3 separate regions of the Homo sapiens genome follow, and regions 1 and 2 are each linked to region 3. Evidence: chromatin contacts called from ENCODE Hi-C or POLR2A ChIA-PET data. All regions are on one chromosome and are shown on one strand. The core of a region is the stretch at or near the end of the contact, and the rest is flanking DNA. Distances in the headings are between cores, read along the strand shown.

The links. Hi-C counts contacts between places; a loop is a spot of excess contacts on that map. ChIA-PET counts read pairs that join two places held with the same protein, here RNA polymerase II (POLR2A). Pooled maps may share reads with other maps.
Region 1: a loop to region 3 is called in a pooled map, with 2.6 times the contacts of the local background. The contact joins two enhancer-like sites. A Hi-C loop is called at or near these places in 2 of 50 pooled maps. POLR2A ChIA-PET finds 5 or more read pairs at or near these places in 6 of 52 experiments (Caco-2, MCF 10A, PC-9 and 3 more).
Region 2: a loop to region 3 is called in a pooled map, with 2.0 times the contacts of the local background. The contact joins the promoter of DDIT4 here to the enhancer-like site in region 3. A Hi-C loop is called at or near these places in 2 of 50 pooled maps. POLR2A ChIA-PET finds 5 or more read pairs at or near these places in 6 of 52 experiments (H1, MCF 10A, OCI-LY7 and 3 more).

The regions. Positions count from the first base shown.
Region 1 is chr10:72,334,920-72,339,246 of GRCh38, forward strand. DNAJB12 (DnaJ heat shock protein family (Hsp40) member B12) reads right to left here. Exons shown (of 9, transcript NM_017626.7): 6 at 3,283-3,392; 7 at 1,605-1,777; 8 at 861-1,012. The coding sequence ends at 891. Among named protein-coding and RNA genes, the nearest start is that of DNAJB12, 18 kb to the right of the region's middle. RefSeq lists enhancers at 1-307, 868-987. Within about 2 kb of position 2,317, at least 25 of the 41 ENCODE cell types and tissues checked have a DNase peak (open chromatin) inside an H3K27ac peak, as active enhancers do.
Region 2 is chr10:72,272,571-72,276,890 of GRCh38, forward strand. DDIT4 (DNA damage inducible transcript 4) reads left to right here and starts at 1,354. Exons shown (of 3, transcript NM_019058.4): 1 at 1,354-1,490; 2 at 1,587-1,851; 3 at 2,125-3,466. The coding sequence starts at 1,647. The coding sequence ends at 2,618. DDIT4-AS1 (DDIT4 antisense RNA 1) reads right to left here and starts at 1,141. Exons shown (of 2, transcript NR_186445.1): 1 at 280-1,141. RefSeq lists enhancers at 1-374, 375-898, 1,609-1,728, 2,997-3,520.
Region 3 is chr10:72,007,926-72,012,601 of GRCh38, forward strand. It overlaps CHST3 (carbohydrate sulfotransferase 3), which reads left to right. Exons shown (of 3, transcript NM_004273.5): 3 at 1-4,676. The coding sequence ends at 546. Among named protein-coding and RNA genes, the nearest start is that of CHST3, 46 kb to the left of the region's middle. Within about 2 kb of position 1,271, at least 28 of the 41 ENCODE cell types and tissues checked have a DNase peak (open chromatin) inside an H3K27ac peak, as active enhancers do.

The DNA of each region.
Region 1 (4,327 bases), core at 1,067-3,566, 330 kb after region 3:
AGTGGCCACCTCTGGCAAACGCTGGGAACAGAGCCCAGCGCCCCCATTCGCCGGGCTGCAGAAGGAGGGAGCCTGCTACCAGCAACTCTCATTTCCCCTCCACCCCTCCTGTGCTGAGCGGCTGCGTCTGACCCTGAACTCATGACCTTCTGTTCCCTTCCTCAGACCGCAGGCGAGATGCCTGGGCAAGGCCGGATGCCTGTGGCTTCCAGGCTGCCAGGTGTGACGGCATTCGAGAGAGTGCCTCAGATCCCACCAGAGGGGGGTGGTCAGGGCCCGCGGCCCCTGCCGCCACCAAGACTGCCAGCTCCCACCCACCTCGTGGCTGCCTGTTCATCTTGCTCCATTTCCTCCTAGCTGGAGGGATGGAGAAAGGGGAGGGCTCTTGGCCCACCTATTCCCACATGGTTCTTCCTGGTATCAGGCAGGCAGTGTGCATATGGGGCTCTCTTGGGCCCCACCATATGTGATGGCCTAAATACCAGGGCACGGACAATAGTCTGCTGTGCTGGAGAAAGGGCCGTGCTGACTGATGGCTGGAGTGGACCAAGAAGCCCCGGGTGGCCCTCAGCAACAGTTTCAAGTTCCCACTCTGCCTGGTTCTGGGGTCCCCCACACCCCTGGAGCCAGGGAGCAGAGCGGAGGAGTGGGGAGGACAGCATCGCTAGAGGGCGGAAACCGACCTTGGTTTCCCAGCAGGCCCCACAGCTGCTCGGTCTCTGGAGGCTGGAGGTCAGGCTGGGGACAGGAGTCTTTGCCACAATCACCAGGCTTCCTCCCTTTCTCCCCCTCCCTCCTCTGCTCATGACCAGGGCCAAAGCTGCCAGGAGTTGCAGGGTGGAGGCAGCCCTGGCTCATACTTGGACCTCGGTGGTGTGGCTGGCCCAGGACTATCCATGCAGGGAGGCCTGCACCTCTGACAGTCGGCTGCAGCTGGGGGTGCCCATCTTCTGTGCTCTGTGGTACATATCTGTGTCGCCAAAGTAGCGTGCCCGGTACAGCAAGCCTTCCTCTGCAAAGCAATGGGACAGGGTTAGTGCACACCCAGTACCTCCCGAAGCCTGCAAGGAAGCCTGCGAGGGCTGTGGAGGGCGGAGGAAAGCTGGTACATGCCCGGGGCTTGGGCAGGGCTGGCCTCCCATTAGGAAGACCATGGAGGAGCAGAGACTACAGTCCTTATGTGGGCGAGGGTGACAGAGGCGCCTTTCTCTAGAATGCAGTGAGGCCAGCCAAGGTGAGACCCTGTCATCCTGGTCAGGCCTCCCCAGGGTCCCACAGACAGATCCAGGAGCACAGTCAGGGGGTGGCCAGGGATCCATCCGCTCCAGTCCATCTCTACACACTCACCTCTGGCAGCCAACATGCTGGGCTGATGGCAGTGATTTACGGGAACCTGAGGAAACTACCAGGTGGCCCCTGGCTCCCAGCCCCGGAGAAACACAGGAGTGGAGACCAGCTCTTGTCTGGGAGGTGGCTGGTGCAGGGCAGTGCCAGGGGCTGGGCCCTCAGAGCACAGGGTGAGCAGGGCTCTCTCCTTCCCCTGCTTTCCAGCTTCATCCCAAGCCACCTCCCAAATACAGCCCCCGCCTTCCCCCCACACTCACTCTGCTGCTTCTCCTTCCAGCAGTTGTTCCGGAGGTTGGCGATATAATCATCTTCCACATTCCGCTCGACTGTTTTGAGGCTGGAGCCTGTGTACTCTTCGGAGAAAGTGTCTCCCACATAGTAGACGACACCCAGGTGGTCAGTGACTCGCCTGTGGATGTGGCCCACGGACCTGGCCAGAAATACCAGGTTCAAAGTGGGTGCGGGTCCCCATGCCCAGGGCACTCTAGGGGTATGGGCCCCAAGACAGGAGGTGCCGCACAGACCAGAGGAGTAGTTGGTTCCCTCTCAAACCAGAGCAGGGACCCGCACACTCCCTGAAAGGAGAGTCTGAGGAAAAGGCAGCGTCCTCCCACACACGTGGCCCAGACCGCAGGACGCCCTGCCTTTAGATCCCTGCTTACCACACTGCTGACCTGGGGCCTTTGGGGAGAGGCCTGGTCTAGGGAACTGGAGACCTGAGAGGGAATCTGGGCTCTGCCTCTGTGCCTCCATCTCCCCATTCATCCCCTAAGCCAATTGTTGCTGAGTGCTTGCCTGCCTATCTAGGAGTTCCCAGTGTAGGGTTAAGAGGCTTAGGAACAAAATGACAGGAAGGGCTCCAGGGAGCCTTATCCTCCCAGCTCCAATCACAGGCTCTGTCAGCTGTGGGAAGAGCCTTGACACCCAGACAGGACCAGTGCTCTGGGGACAACAGTCCCTGCCCTAGTCCTCTGCTCCTCACATCTCTCCAGTTGCAGGGAAAAGGGCTGGCATCTGGCCACAGGGAGCCTGAGCCGGCGGCCAGGGTCCAGTGGACCGACTCTGCCCCCTGCTGGCTGAGAAGGGTCCTGCCAGCTCCCAGCCAGAGGTGGCCACCTTTTGGGAGAGGGGGACCCACCCCACTGAAGATGTGCACCCACTGTGTAGCTGACCCTGGGCCAGGTGCTGGACATCAGTGAGGGGAGCTGACCCCCTAACGGCTCATGAAATGTCCTCAAGTTCACTCCTGGCAGTCGAGACTAAGCATTCATTAAACTAATATTGTTGAGCATTTCTAGTGGGCCAGACATTTTATATGCATTACTCATTAATTTCCACAGCAGGTGGATGTTATAATTCCCATTTTATAGATGAGGAAACCAAGGTTATATAACTTGTTTAGGGTCACACAGCTTCTTAGTGGAGAAGCTGGGATTCTAAGCCATGCTTGCTCTGTCTGACTCTAGTGCCCTGTTCTTTCCACAGCCTCAGGAAGCCCAACCAGAGCCGAGGAGCAGAGGTTCTTCGTCAGGGTTGGCAGGGGAGATGGGCAGGGAAGAGTCACAAAGCCGCCGAAATTATATGCAAAACTCTGTGTGTATATGTGTGCGTGTATGTGTGCATGTGTATTATGTGTGTGCATGTATTGTGTGTGTGTGTACATGTGTATCGTGTGTGTGTATGTGTGTGTGCACATGTGTGCATAGTTTTAGGGAAAAGTTCTGTAGCTCTCGCTGCAATTTCTTAGGGGACCATAATCCTAAAAAGCTTAAGAGTCCTAGTTGAATAGAGAAAGTATATTTTCTTGATTCGAAGCCAGGTTTCTGCATTATGATCGCACACTGGCTGGATCAGGATGGGAAAGAAGGCCCCTGATGGGGCTGAGAATTTAAAGCCCCTTGTCTGCCCATGGCCCGGCCTCACCCATGTACTCACGGTCTTGGACTCAGACTGTAGGGTGGACTGGAGACCATGAGCTGGCTGAGAGCTGACACGAGAATCAGGATGAGGATAGGCATCAGCTGCACAAACACCCCTAGCCCGCCCTGGAGGGAAGAGCCAATGTCACTCTGCTGGACCTGGGTGGGGTGTGGTGTCAGCCATAATCACCACTAGCTCCCCTAGAATAGTGGAGCCTGGGGAGACATGACACCACTCTGCCGTTCCCTCCACGAGGCTCCAAAACACAGACGCTCCTTCACCTGCCAGCTTTCCCAGATAAAAACAAAGCAGCAACTGGTGTGAAATACAGGAGGAAGTGAGGTGTCTGCATTTACTTTTGACAGAATGCCAAAAAAAAAAAAAAATCAGCAAAAGTTGCTTCCTCCAGGAGAATGGAAGGCAGGGCTGGAAGGAGACATGCAGTATATACAAGTTTTTGAGATGTGAACCACACAAATATATTACCAATTTAAACATTATGGCCAGTGTGGCGGCTCATGCCTGTAATCCCAACACTTTGGGAGACCAACATGAGAGGAACACGTGAGGCCAGGAGTTCAAGACCAGTCTGGCCAACATACACCCCCATCTCTACAAAAAATAATAATTAAAACAAAATAAAAATTAGAAATAGCACTGGTTCTAGGGTGCAGAAAAAGCAAACAAACAAAAAAAGAAGAATTAGAAATAAAAATTAACAAATATATTCACTGTGTGATAATCTGTGATGTTAAACTCTTCTGTTGTTAGATACAAAATAAAAAAATTTTGATCAGGGGCAATGGCTCATGCCTGTAATCCCAGCACTGTGGGAGGCTGAGGCAGGAGGACCACTTGAGCCCAAGAGTTTGAGACCAGCCTGTGCTCAAACAGCAAAGTAAGACCCTATCTCTACAAAAAATACAAAAAATTAGCTGGGTGTGGTGGTGTGGGCCTGTGGTCCCAGCTACTGGGGAGCCTGAGGTGGGAGCTTTGCCTGGGAGGGGAGGCTCCTGCACTCTAGCCAGGGTGACAGAACGAGACCCTGTCTCAAAAAAAA
Region 2 (4,320 bases), core at 104-2,603, 260 kb after region 3:
AGTCTTGGCCCAAGTGTCAGCTTTTTCTTTTTTCTAAGTTGGGGTGGGGATGGGGGTTGCGGAGGGCAGTGGCCTGACATCTCCTGCAAGTGTCATTTGTCACGCGAAAGCAAGCCTGACCCGAGGCAAGGCCCGCCTATCTGGTTAGGTTCCTTGCCCGCCCCCGGGGCCCTGGGCATCTGATGTAAGTTTGGCTCCCTCTTCCATCAGGGTCCTCCTGTCCCAGACTGATAAACCTTTAGAGCAATAAAGGTCGAGTCCGTCTCAACCTCCACCCACCCTCAGCAACCACTGTTAGCCTCTGAGCACTGCTGCCAGGCCAGATTTCCTGTGGCCCCGCCTGAATGATGAAACACGGGATGGCCATTGCACTCCCTGGCTTTTCCAGAGATCTCGGTCCTCGGTCCTGATGCAACCGTCTGGATCTTTTACACAAAGCGCTAGGCGAGCGCTGGGTGCTAGGACCCGGGGGGCGCCCGGGCAGGGAGGTCCGGCTGCGCTGCCTGCAGTCCGCGGGGAGGGCGGATGGGTCTGTGAGTCCGACTGCTGTGAATCCTCGCTTCCATCCCTGCACTGGGCGCTATGAACCCGGGCCCATCCACACTCCTCTAACCACTCTCCTCAAGCCCTCTCCTTGGGAGCAGTTGGAAGTGGAAGCAGATAGGGTTTGGGAGGAGGCAGGGATCCCCATTAACCTATGTCCTGGGCTGTAGAGTAACAGCCAGGATGGGCAGGTGGGGCCTTGGGGAAGGGGCAGCATGGTGCCCGGAGCTTCCCAGTCTGTGGACCCCACCCCCATATCCCGAGCCTTTGCAAAGCAGGGATAGAGGGGGTAAGGGCGCGAGGGCAGGCCGGGCTAACGTCTGCTCCTGCGCCGCCGTCCCACGGGCATCCCCCCCGTGTGTGCCCAGTTGTTCCCGAAGCTTTAGGATCCAAGACGCTGGGGGCAACCATTTTCCTTGCCCGCCGCCCCCTCACGCTTCCCTGCCTCTCCTCCTAGCCTGGTCACGGGCTGTCCCCTCCTCCAGCAATGCAACCCTATAATAAACAAGTCTTTCCTTGATCCTCCCCTGCCGCGAGCGCCCTCGGGGACCTTGGCAGCTGCAGCCGCCGCGGATCCTTTCCAGAAAGGGGGCGTGGCGGTGGGTCGGGGTTCGACTGCGAGCTTTCTGGGGCTCAATGGAGGCGGGGCCCGGCCGCTGTCACCGGGCAGGAGAGAACGTTGCTTACGTGCGCCCGGAGTCCATTGGCCAAGGCGGGCCACACTCCCGGGTCTGGATTGGGTCGTGGCGCAGAGAAGGCGTGGCCTCGCCGCGCTAGTCCTTATAGGCTGCTCCGCGCTGGTGCTAGGGCGCAGCAGGCCAAGGGGGAGGTGCGAGCGTGGACCTGGGACGGGTCTGGGCGGCTCTCGGTGGTTGGCACGGGTTCGCACACCCATTCAAGCGGCAGGACGCACTTGTCTTAGCAGTTCTCGCTGACCGCGCTAGCTGGTGAGTGTCCCTTCTGTGTGTGGGTCCTAGAGCTCGCGGTCTGGTCTGGTCTGGTCCCCAGACTGACGCCTGGTCGGTCCCCCTCTTGTCTTACAGCGGCTTCTACGCTCCGGCACTCTGAGTTCATCAGCAAACGCCCTGGCGTCTGTCCTCACCATGCCTAGCCTTTGGGACCGCTTCTCGTCGTCGTCCACCTCCTCTTCGCCCTCGTCCTTGCCCCGAACTCCCACCCCAGATCGGCCGCCGCGCTCAGCCTGGGGGTCGGCGACCCGGGAGGAGGGGTTTGACCGCTCCACGAGCCTGGAGAGCTCGGACTGCGAGTCCCTGGACAGCAGCAACAGTGGCTTCGGGCCGGAGGAAGGTGAGCGGTGGGCGGGTGCCGACGCGACTCGAGGGGCCGGGAAGGTGGGGAAGCCCCGGTGCTGGAAGGGGTCAGAGCCGCCTTGGCTTCCTATCCCATCGGGACCCAGATTGCTTGGGGGCAGGGGGAATTGGAGTATAAGGTGAGTGAGGCGGAAACTGAGGCACGGAGTGGGAAGGAGCGTTGGTTTCTTAAGGAAACAGCACCTCCCCCGCCTGTGCGTTTCGTTTTGAAGCCGCTCTAATACCCCTTCCTGTGTGCTCTCCTTTCCAGACACGGCTTACCTGGATGGGGTGTCGTTGCCCGACTTCGAGCTGCTCAGTGACCCTGAGGATGAACACTTGTGTGCCAACCTGATGCAGCTGCTGCAGGAGAGCCTGGCCCAGGCGCGGCTGGGCTCTCGACGCCCTGCGCGCCTGCTGATGCCTAGCCAGTTGGTAAGCCAGGTGGGCAAAGAACTACTGCGCCTGGCCTACAGCGAGCCGTGCGGCCTGCGGGGGGCGCTGCTGGACGTCTGCGTGGAGCAGGGCAAGAGCTGCCACAGCGTGGGCCAGCTGGCACTCGACCCCAGCCTGGTGCCCACCTTCCAGCTGACCCTCGTGCTGCGCCTGGACTCACGACTCTGGCCCAAGATCCAGGGGCTGTTTAGCTCCGCCAACTCTCCCTTCCTCCCTGGCTTCAGCCAGTCCCTGACGCTGAGCACTGGCTTCCGAGTCATCAAGAAGAAGCTGTACAGCTCGGAACAGCTGCTCATTGAGGAGTGTTGAACTTCAACCTGAGGGGGCCGACAGTGCCCTCCAAGACAGAGACGACTGAACTTTTGGGGTGGAGACTAGAGGCAGGAGCTGAGGGACTGATTCCTGTGGTTGGAAAACTGAGGCAGCCACCTAAGGTGGAGGTGGGGGAATAGTGTTTCCCAGGAAGCTCATTGAGTTGTGTGCGGGTGGCTGTGCATTGGGGACACATACCCCTCAGTACTGTAGCATGAAACAAAGGCTTAGGGGCCAACAAGGCTTCCAGCTGGATGTGTGTGTAGCATGTACCTTATTATTTTTGTTACTGACAGTTAACAGTGGTGTGACATCCAGAGAGCAGCTGGGCTGCTCCCGCCCCAGCCCGGCCCAGGGTGAAGGAAGAGGCACGTGCTCCTCAGAGCAGCCGGAGGGAGGGGGGAGGTCGGAGGTCGTGGAGGTGGTTTGTGTATCTTACTGGTCTGAAGGGACCAAGTGTGTTTGTTGTTTGTTTTGTATCTTGTTTTTCTGATCGGAGCATCACTACTGACCTGTTGTAGGCAGCTATCTTACAGACGCATGAATGTAAGAGTAGGAAGGGGTGGGTGTCAGGGATCACTTGGGATCTTTGACACTTGAAAAATTACACCTGGCAGCTGCGTTTAAGCCTTCCCCCATCGTGTACTGCAGAGTTGAGCTGGCAGGGGAGGGGCTGAGAGGGTGGGGGCTGGAACCCCTCCCCGGGAGGAGTGCCATCTGGGTCTTCCATCTAGAACTGTTTACATGAAGATAAGATACTCACTGTTCATGAATACACTTGATGTTCAAGTATTAAGACCTATGCAATATTTTTTACTTTTCTAATAAACATGTTTGTTAAAACAGTTGGTTGAGTCTCTCATCAGTACCATGAAGTGAAAAGGAGGGAGATGGGTGCTAGTGAAAGGCAGGTCTCATCAGGCCCTGGGGTCCACCTGTGTGTTCCTCCATCCCTTTCCGGGACTGCCTGCCAGCCTGGTGACAGAGGTATGTGTACCGTGTGCCATCTGTGCCAAGAACCCTTGGCCCTGTGCTGGCTGAAGCTACTAGGAGAACACACTGGAAACCCCTGAAGGTAGGGGGTGAGTCAGACCTCCCACCGAGCCAGAGTCTCCAGAGGGAGAGCTCACCTGGCTGCCCCGGTTAGAAGGCCCAGACAGGAGGGCCCACTGAGCCCAAGGTCTTTAATAAACAGTGAAAGAACTAGAAAATACCTTTTTTCTTTCTGGGAGAAAAAAATCAGTTGTTCTACCATCATGAAAATTACAAATCTTATCTCTGGATTTAAAAAGACTAAGAGGGGGAGTTTGAAAAATGCTACTTAGCTCATGCCTCTCACTGGACAAGGAACCAAGAGGGGCATGAGCTGCCACTGGAAGGAAGTCTGGACCAGGCAGGTGCAGAACTCCTTGCACACACACAGGTGAGGGAAGGAGTGCTAAGGGCTTAGAGAGCAAGGAAATAGCAGGCCTACCTTAACGATACCTTGGGTCACCCAGACGTCCTCTGTGACCTGTTGTCCCAGCCACTTGGGATGCTGAAGCCAGAGGATTGCTTGAGTCCAGGAGTTCAAGGCTGCAGCCTGGGTGACAGCAAGACCCTGTCTCTAAAAACAAAAGATGCATTGTGCATTCTGGGCCCTAAGTTCCTTGTCAGAAAAATTGGCAAATTGGAGTTGGGCCAGATGAAGCCCAGGGCC
Region 3 (4,676 bases), core at 21-2,520:
CTGGTGCGCGACCCCCGGGCCGTGCTGGCCTCGCGCATGGTGGCCTTCGCCGGCAAGTATAAGACCTGGAAGAAGTGGCTGGACGACGAGGGCCAGGACGGCCTGAGGGAAGAGGAGGTGCAGCGGCTGCGGGGCAACTGCGAGAGCATCCGCCTGTCCGCGGAGCTGGGGCTGCGGCAGCCCGCCTGGCTGCGGGGCCGCTACATGCTGGTGCGCTACGAGGACGTGGCACGCGGGCCGCTGCAGAAGGCCCGCGAGATGTACCGCTTCGCCGGCATCCCCCTGACCCCGCAGGTGGAAGACTGGATCCAAAAGAACACGCAGGCGGCCCACGACGGCAGCGGCATCTACTCCACGCAGAAGAACTCCTCGGAGCAGTTCGAGAAGTGGCGCTTCAGCATGCCCTTCAAGCTGGCCCAGGTGGTGCAGGCCGCCTGCGGCCCTGCCATGCGCCTCTTCGGCTACAAACTGGCGCGGGACGCCGCCGCCCTCACCAACCGCTCAGTCAGCCTGCTGGAGGAGAGGGGCACCTTCTGGGTCACGTAGGGGGGCCGGGGCCCCGTATGCCCCTCCTCGTGAAAGGCCTGCCCCGTCTTTCTGCCGCAGCCCTCGCAGAGGGCGGGTGCACAGCGCCATGAGCGGGCAGCGCCTCCTGTAGCAGTAGGGCCCCCAGCCAGCGCTCCAGCCAAAGCGGCGGCCCCAGGGTTAATTGCGGAGAACAGGACAGTGCCCGGTCCCCTTGAGGGCCATCACACCCAGACCCAACGGGTTGCAGCCTCCTGAGCAGGCCTAGGCAGGCCCGGGCCTGTTGGCAAGCTTCGATCTCACACACACAGAAACATACATTCGTGCCTGGAGACCCTGCAGGCCAGAGTCCAAATATTTAACAATCAGAAGGGGCAAGGCTCTGACCAGTGACAGTCAGACCTCCTGCTTTATTTGGTGTTAACCGTTTCTTGTCTGGATGGTGAAGTCTGGAATCTGGGTGGGTCCTTGGAGGAGGGGCTAGGACAGCCGTGGGTGTCAAAGGTGGCATTTGAGGCTCGTTTGAGGTGACAGTGGCTGTTTACCAACTAGTACAGAGCGATTCAGCGTTTTCATGAATGGGTTGGCTGTGCTGGTTACTGATGAATATGGGCCCCTTATAGAGCTGCAAAACACACACATGCGTATAGACATACATACATGTACACCATACATAGACAAGCATCATAAAGGCACAAGTGCACACACATCTATGCAGACAAGCTTCCTCGCTGCTTATGCCCACAGGGTTTTTCTGTATGACACACCTCAGAGGAGCCTGTGCTTAACATTTGTAGGATTATTTCGAGGGCAGGGCAGGGGAAAGAAACGCGTTAAAGGGCCATGACATGACACAGTTCCCTGGCCGGGTTTGGACTGAACAGTGGATTCAGAACTGCAGCGTTCAAAGCCCCTGCCCGCCTTAGATTCTCATGGCTACCTCCTCTGACCCATCCACATCCTTGCGGCTGGCAGGCAGGATGTTTTGAAATGGTGCAGCCAAAGGCCCCGTCTAGCTTGGCTGGCTCCCGAACATGTCCATATTTGAAGGCTGCCTCAGGCCTGGCAGGCAGAAGCAGCTGTGGTCCCTGGAGGCAAAAGGCAGCTCACGGGGCCTTCCATTTCCAGCCAGGCCTCATCTGGGGTAGGGCCAAGAGGAAAGTACAGAGTGCCCGTGGGGGAGAAGTCCCACCAGGATGCCCCCCCTCCCCTGAGAAGCCCGCCTTCTCCCTCGTGGACAGGAGTCAGCCAGTTGGTTGCTGTGGTTACAGCCAGTGCCTGGAATTCCTCCTTAGGGCCCTGGGAAGAGTATTGCTTAACGCAGGATGTGCTGGGTGTTTTGTTTCGGGCTTTTATTTATGGCTTGGTGTCTTTCTTGTTTCATGGCTGTGTTTTTGCTTTTGTTTCTGTAGGAGCGCCTCTTCCAAGCAGTGGAGGCCTGAGGGCTTGAGGGAGGCTGGGGAAAACCAGCAGGGAGCACTTGGCTCCTGGCAGAGGGAGAGGACAGGAGGAGGAGCCTTCCCCAGGAGGAACGAGGAGAGGTGGCCACGTGGCAGGCCACAGTGCCCTATGGGCTTTTCTGTTTGAACCCCATGTGGGATGAATCTCAAAGCCACCAGCGTTCTTGCCTAGTGTCCAGAGCAGCAGAGATTTGCAGCCCTCGCCCCTCCCTGAGAAGAAGCTGGATTTGAAAATCCCTCACAGGCCCTAACATGTTTCCTGGGTGGGCAGGGGCCTCATGACAAGCGACAAGTGTACCCAGAGTAGAAGGCCTTCCCCACTCCCACCTCAAACCCAGGAGCAGAACTCAGTATCCAGAGCTTACAAGGAGCTGCAAGGGTTTGCCGAGGGCTGCCCAGCTCTGCTTCTGGTTTCCTGGACAATTTCTCTGTCAGATACGGCCCATTGTAAACCCAGAGGGCTGCATTTTGGGTTGAGTAATATGGACACCATGGAAGTACAGGATCTGAGTCCAACATTGCCATGGGGGAGGGAAGAGTGTGTCCTGGCAGGAAGCCACCATTGGAGAAGGTGAGGCCAGTAACCATCTCATGGGATTCGCTATAATCAGCCTATTTGAGCTGCTGGGTCTCTGTCACTGTGGACTCCAGTCATTCAAGGAGGTCTCCACTCTTGGGTTTTTTTTATTTTCTTTTCTTTTGCTATTTTGCCTGAACACCCCAACACTCTTGGTTTTAGAGTCCAAGAGTAAGTTGTGCAGAGACATGGTTCTAATTTGGAGTTCAAAGGAACACCAGCTCTGAAAACATGACCGTGGGGCCAGGATGTTTCTGGCAGGCCCAGAAGTGCTGGCCGTTCTTCCCCAGCCTCCCCACTGCTCCCTCCTCTGTTCCCCATGTGGAGGTCGGAGGGGCTGGGACTGGGGAGGGGGCAGCCACCTCCATCCAAGGCTCTTCCTAGGGGCCCTGCTAATGTGGACAGTAGACTTTATCCCTCCTTCTTACTCTGGGCCAAGACCTCCCACTCCGCCCTCTGAGGATGGTACCAAGAATGGGCCTTTGGGACTTCTCAGGACATTGACAATGTGCACACTGCAGGTTGACTTAATTTATTTATTTTTTGAAAAGAAGAGACAGAAAATACCTTATTATCTGCAGGGACTCAAAGCTGTACCCAAATCAAGAAAGACAAAATAACAATAGAAACCATTCACACACTCCGTTCATGCATGGACACCAGAAGACGATTCAGAACACAAGAGGAGAATGAGCTGGAGCGCCAGCACCACGATGGCCCCAGGACGTTGTTTAAGATCTGAGATCCCTTGGTTTCTCTCTTGTTGATCTGAGATGCTACATCAGGGCCCTTGCTGCTGTATTACCTCTGCCCGGGTGTTTGAGACAGGTCACAAGCGCGTGGATGTTTCCTGGAAGTGTATTCCCCTGGGGCTCAGCGATGCTCTGGGAACCCTTGGGGTTTGGGGAAGGACAGTGTGGTGTGACTATTGGCTTGAAACGTTATGGATATGGTTGGAGTCACCCATGTGGATATGATTTTCAGCTTGGAGCTGGGATGGAGAAGATGGAAGCACTGGTGGCCGGGCCTCTTTTTCCAGCGAGGCCAGCCCTGGCTTCTCCTCTGTTCCAGCTTGTCTGCCAGAAGCCTTCCCCTGCAAGGTGCCCACCTGCCCGGAGACAGAGGGAGCAGCTGAGGCCTCTCTCCACTGGCCGCCAGCCTCCCTAGCACAAGGGGACCATTCAGCAATGAGTGTTTACTCATGTTCTTTCTTGTTGATGAGTTCTGCGGCCCAGCATATAGAAATGGCTCAGAACGTTCCAGGCCTTGGTGAGACACAGCAGCGTCCAATGCTCACAGGCTGTCCCCACTCTGCCTGTTCCCATCTTCCCCTCGGGACCTGTTTATAAATTGAGGAATGGATGAGGGCCCTGGAGGGTCCTTGGGAGTAGTTAGTGGAGGGCAGGATTCTCAGGTCCCCATAGAGAGGGAAAGAGAAGACCAGATGTGCATAGAAGCCAGTCTCTGTCACATACACCGCAGGTGGTCACCGAGTTATTTTCCAAAAGCTGAGGAACATAAAGCAAATTTAGGCTTTTGTCCTTCTGCAATACATGCACTTGAAAATAAACAGAAAAGAGATGTTTAATAACAAGTTTACTTCCGGTCTGCTAGCACCCTCAGCCTGGGAGCTACTGCCAGAGGCTGGCGTAGTGGGGCAGCTGCTGACCAAACCCCACAGAACAGAGGGCACCAGGCATCACACGACATCTTTCCCTCCCATCTCTGCCATCTGTCTGTCTGGCAATGGAAGGAGCTTCAGCAGGAGGTCCTTCCCAGAAGGTTGATTCTTGGCCTGGGTGGTAGAGGAGATATCCTGACCCTAAAGTCTTCCAGCCCCGGGTCATCCTCTCCTATACTAGGGCCTATTGACCGTAGAGGCCAGGTGCGGTGGCTCATACCTGTAATCCCAGCAGTTGGGGAGGCCAAGGTGGGAGGATTGCTTGAGCCCAAGAGTTGGAGACCAGCCTGGGCAACATGGTGAGACCAATTGACTGTAGGGCTTGTCCCTTGCTAAGACAGGAGCAGAAGACTGGATGGCTGTGTCCTCAAGGCAGTCCCCTCCCATCCCCATTCCCAAAGTCAGAAAGTGAAGCCAGATCTCAAGGGCTGAT